Linked DNA regions of Homo sapiens: region 1 is linked to region 2. A link is a contact called in ENCODE Hi-C data. All regions are on one chromosome and are shown on one strand. The core of a region is the stretch at or near the end of the contact, and the rest is flanking DNA. Distances in the headings are between cores, read along the strand shown.

Region 1 (2,700 bases), core at 174-2,673, 1.7 Mb after region 2:
CATGCTTTAGCCCCAGCCTCTGAGCTTAGCAGAAGACATTTTGGGTCCTTATATATTGCTAGTAGGATTGTATAATTCTTGACTGTGTTGCAGAATCTTACAGGACTACAAAACTTACCATGATGTGTCTTATAAGGAAGACTTGCCAGGCAAATTTTCGGGCAAGCCAGCAAAATAGTTAAAGTAAGAGTAAAGAGGAACACGTGAATGATGGGGAGTTGGTCTAGGAAAATATTGTGAGGAAAATAAATGAAATTCTATGGTTAGCCCAAATAGACAAAGATAGCTTCTTCAACCCTAAGATCTATATCAGACAGATTCAATAGTAAAGATTATTAGCCTAAAGTTTAGTCTCCCTTGAAATTGTACATAGAATGTTTGTATATAAGCCATATAGTCATCATCTATTCACTGTGTCTATGATATTGAGAAGCAGCAAAATTATGCAATAATATAGACTTTGTATTTTAAGTGCTAGAAAATGAGATAAATGTTATCAGTTTGGGTGAAAAAGTAGAGAGTAGGGGTAAAAGCTGGACATTGCAAAAGGATTGGTTTAAGAAATACTGTCTAAGGGTTAGCTGTCAATGGTTGGAGAAGAAGGAGATCCTCCTTCCTCTCACCCATACATTTTTTCTTCTTTCCTCTTTTTCAATGATCACAGACCATTGGGTCTCTGCAAATCCACATTTTCACAGGGAGGAAGTCGGAAGTAATTGGAGCGACGGAGTCTCCTAGGGGGCAGACCAGCCATCTGACGGCAAAGCTCATCTAGAAGAGAAGCAGAACATCATGGGAAGAGAATGCAGAAGATAACAAAGGCTCTTGTTTTAAGGGATAGAGAAGACTTTTCAGTGTGGTGTAGTGAAAAGGTTGGAGAGAAAAAGATCCGGGTTTTAACCAGCTCTGCCACTTACTTTAGTTATTTGCCACTTCCTAGAAAGTTTCTTAAATTTTATAAACCTCACTATCCCTTTCTGTAAAATGAGAATTAAAATACCTACCTCAACAGTATATTTCTGAGTATTAAAATGAAATCATGTATGCAAAGTACCTAGCACAGGTGAGCAGTAAATGTTAGTTTCCTTTATATATCCAGCTGCCAATTCTTCTAATCATGGATCTATTAAATAGAAAAATGAGATCCAATCATTCAGTATACATTTACGTGCTTACTATGGGCAAACAGCTAACTTTAGGAAGTCCCTTGAGATACTTGAAAGTGCCTAGAGTCCCAAATACCCATCCTCAATCTCAAGGTGCTTCCCTTGCAGGTGGCTTGCACAAAGCCAATGGGGGCACACAGCAAGTTTCCTTCTGCGAAGTTAACTACAGCTCTTACTCAGGAACTCAGCACAAAGCGGGCTGCTGAGTCAGAAATGGCTTTGTCTGTGGTGTTTTCACCAACCACAGCCATCGTTCGGGGCTGGCCATGGGGAAGGTGAGAGTATCTTTGTTTCCACCATGTATGGTCTACAACCACACATTTTGGGCCCTCGTAATTGCCCCATAACATCTTTCTACCTTCTTCTACCTGAAATGTCACAGTAAGAAATGTTCATTGTTCTTGGAATTGGTGAACTATTTATAACATAGCTGATTTCTAAATGTCCCATCTATTTTTTATTTATAGGCCCTATCCAAACCTTACTGTCTCCAAATTAGTGCATGTGCGTGTGTATGTTTTATTTTTAGTTATGAACATGGCTGCGGACTAGCAGAGTCTATTATCTGTAATGGCTGACTTGAAATTTTCCCTAGAACCCCAGTGAATGATCTTTAAAATAGCCAGAGTGTCAGAAAGCTCTCTAAGTAGGAGACACTGTGGGGTTACAATCTAGTAGGACAGGGATCTAGGGGTACTTTTCTTAGGGTTATGTTTGTATATCAAGCATACTGCTTTATGTAGATTGTTTATTTGAGATAACTTCCAGCAGGAGCTGATGGACTCTAAGGGGGTAGCCTGAAGCCCTCCTCTAGTACCAGACTTTGGATATAGTAATATCATGTCCCTATCTACCCTTCTCATAACTGCTTCTCTCCATTAAACATCCAGACATCATCTTACCTTTCATAGCTTCGTGTTCCTTACAGACAAGACGAGAGCAGATCTCCTTGTTGACGATGTACATACGTCGTAAACTGCAGACGTCCCAGTGTCATAGGCAAGGAAGGAGATGGAAGAAAGCCTTGAGAGGAGAACTCACCTGGGTCTGGGATGCCTCTTCAACTCTCATATTCCCCACTTTCCCTATCTGCTTTTCCCCAACTGTATTTTCTTAAGTATTTCAGACTTTTGCCCCCCAACTGGAAAATAGGGGAGGGAATGGTATTAATTACTCTTCTGTTTTTTAAATTTTATTTCAATAGTTTTTGGTGTACAGGTGGTTTTTGGTTACATGGATAAGTTCTTTAGTGGTGATTTCTGAGATTTGGGTGCACCCGTCACCCAAGCAGTGTACACCGTACCCAATGTGTAGCCTTTATCCCTCATTCCTCTCCCACTCTTTCCCCTGAGTCCCCAAAGTCCATTATATCATTCTTATGTTTTTGCCTCCTCATAGCTTAGCTCCCACTTATAAGCGAGAACATACAATATTTGGTTTTTCATTGTTTAGTTACTTCATTTAGAATAATGACCTCCAGCTCCATCCAAGTTGTTGCAAAGGCCATTGTTTTAGTTATTCTTCTTAGTGACAC
Region 2 (2,700 bases), core at 1-2,500:
AAACAGCATCCAGATAGAGACAAAGAGCCTTCCCTGTACCCTAAAAGTTTCCCAGAAATTGTTCCCAGTTAGCATATTTATTTTTATAAAGGTAATGCATGCCCATCATATAACATTCAAAAAGGTATGTAGAGAACCAAGTGTCTCCCCCAGCCCTGTCCTCCAGCCACCCAGTTTCCCTCCCTAGGGGAAGCCACCAATATGTGTTTCTTATGTATCCCCTGTTGAGCTGCTTTTCCTCGTTTTGGTTTGGCGGTGTTGATGTTTGTATTTGGAATTACAGGTAGGCAGCATCATATACCTTAGTGTTTAGGGCCTCTAAGATCAACCAGCCCTGAGAAAATCAGCCATGGTGAGGACCTTGTCCCCCAGCCCCCCAGGAGATAGGCCCCCTGGTGGGAGTGCTGGGGCAGGGCAGAGGCCTAGGGACAAGAATTAGAAAGGACCCATGTTGACAGGGCTGCTCAGGGTCATGTTGTCCATCCCTCTGCCACAGTGGCATGGACAAACTGCATATGTTGGTTAGAGGAGGGCACCCTTCTCTCTTGCAAGCATTGGCAAGGTCTTAACTATTAGTCTCCTGCTCCCATGGCAGCCCCTTTGGACAAGGAGGCTCTTAATCTCTGTTCTTTGAAGCCCTGAGGGCTGGTGTATAGGAGTTCAAAGCACTGGCTTTGGAACCGGACTGTCTGGGTTTGAATCCTGGCACTGCAGCTGACTCACTGATGGACTCAGGCAATGCCTTAAACTCCCTGAGCCTCAGGTTCCTTGTCTGTAAAATGATAAAGATAGCCCCTGTTTCATAGGGCTGTGGTGAGAAACCAATCAGACAAGGCATGTGAACGCCATTATAGCACAGCGCCCGGCATCCAGCAGGACTCACTCGATGACAGTTGTCACCGCCATCATTGTTATTAGCGTGGGCCAGGGAGGGCTGCGTAAAAGCAGCTGGTGGAGGAGGGAGAGATGCCGTGGGACCGTCTGGGTTCGCATGCGTGAAGTATTATCTGGGCCTGGAGTGTGCAAGGCACACATGTGTCCTTACTGCATGTGTTGTCACATATGTGCAATGCCATGCTCCTGAGCCTTTGATTGCAGACGTGTGGGAAGTGGGCCCCGTCCCCACCCCCAGTGCCACCCTGCTCTGCTTCTCTTCCCTTGCTGTGCTCTAAAACGAGAAGTACAAGTGAGTTCCCCCAAGGGGTCGGCCGCGCCTCTTCCTGTCCCCGCCCTGCCGGCTGCCCCAGGCCAGTGGAGTGGCAGCCCCAGAACTGGGACCACCGGGGGTGGTGAGGCGGCCCGGCACTGGGAGCTGCATCTGAGGCTTAGTCCCTGAGCTCTCTGCCTGCCCAGACTAGCTGCACCTCCTCATTCCCTGCGCCCCCTTCCTCTCCGGAAGCCCCCAGGATGGTGAGGTAAGGGCCTGCCACCCACGGTAGACAGGAGGCAAGGGTGCCTGGTGCCCACGGGACCCCTCCTCACTGCCCTGCCTGGGCCGCCCAGGTGGTTTCACCGAGACCTCAGTGGGCTGGATGCAGAGACCCTGCTCAAGGGCCGAGGTGTCCACGGTAGCTTCCTGGCTCGGCCCAGTCGCAAGAACCAGGGTGACTTCTCGCTCTCCGTCAGGTAGGTGGGCCCCCCGCAACCCCGGGCATTTTGGCCACTCTCTTGTGCCATCCAGGCCCTGAACCACTCATTCCTGGTTCCCCGTGGCAGTGCTGACTCCCCGTCTGTTCCCTTGCCCCCAACCCCCACACTCCCCATCCCTGTCTGTGCCCACCCATGCCCATGTGTGCCCCCACCCAGGACCTCAGCCGATCCCTGCCCTCCTGCCTCTACTCCTGCACCGACTGGCCTCACCGCCTGGTGCCCTGCAGGGTGGGGGATCAGGTGACCCATATTCGGATCCAGAACTCAGGGGATTTCTATGACCTGTATGGAGGGGAGAAGTTTGCGACTCTGACAGAGCTGGTGGAGTACTACACTCAGCAGCAGGGTGTCCTGCAGGACCGCGACGGCACCATCATCCACCTCAAGTACCCGCTGAACTGCTCCGATCCCACTAGTGAGAGGTGAGGGCTCCGCACCCCCGCCATTCCCAAGCAGGGATGAGCCGGCTCCCACCCTGAACAGCCAGGGAGGCAGGGAGACTGGCAGCCGGCGCTGCCTACCCTCCATCCCCTCCCCTCCCTGCACCAGCTGGGGCTCTCAATGTCCCTCCTCCCTGCTGTCCTGGGACCTGGTGTCTCAGAGCCTAACCTACCACCCTTTCCACCTAACCCCGAGGAAGCCACAGAAAGCTGCCTCGCCCTACTCCGGGAGCCCTGGCCGCTGCAACCCAGGTCCCACTGGAGACAGGGAGGCCACTGCTGGTGGCCAGCATGTCGTGCAGGCCAGCTCTGTTGTTAGAAAGCTCTTCTTCCTCTGGAATCGAGCCTGCCTTCCTCCGTCTGCCCCTCACCCCAGCACATGTTAGGACAGTGAGGAGCTGACACTGGGGTGAAGATGGGGATGAATGCTTGCCAAGACACTTGATGCCTTGTCCCAGCCGCCCCGTGGGGATGGGTCTGTCCTGTGGGGTCAAATAGGTCTCCGGCCCAAACAGAGATCATTGAGAGCACGATGTGAAGTGTTCACCTGTGTAAAGTGTCTCACGCTGTCCCGGGCACAGAGTAATACTCCAGGCATTTCCTTCCTGTG

The links. Hi-C counts contacts between places; a loop is a spot of excess contacts on that map. Pooled maps may share reads with other maps.
Region 1: a loop to region 2 is called in a map with no recorded cell type, with 6 times the contacts of the local background. The contact joins the enhancer-like site here to the promoter of PTPN6 in region 2. A Hi-C loop is called at or near these places in 3 of 37 single-sample maps with no recorded cell type and 3 of 50 pooled maps.

Annotation. Positions count from the first base shown.
Region 1 is chr12:8,647,433-8,650,132 of GRCh38, forward strand. MFAP5 (microfibril associated protein 5) reads right to left here. Exons shown (of 10, transcript NM_003480.4): 9 at 2,069-2,142; 10 at 1-771. The coding sequence ends at 659. Among named protein-coding and RNA genes, the nearest start is that of MFAP5, 14 kb to the right of the region's middle. RefSeq lists an enhancer at 445-1,644. Within about 2 kb of position 1,424, at least 2 of the 41 ENCODE cell types and tissues checked have a DNase peak (open chromatin) inside an H3K27ac peak, as active enhancers do.
Region 2 is chr12:6,950,106-6,952,805 of GRCh38, forward strand. It overlaps PTPN6 (protein tyrosine phosphatase non-receptor type 6), which reads left to right and starts at 1,251. Exons shown (of 16, transcript NM_002831.6): 1 at 1,251-1,415; 2 at 1,504-1,626; 3 at 1,878-2,072. The coding sequence starts at 1,408. RefSeq lists enhancers at 549-1,484, 1,485-2,418, 2,419-2,700.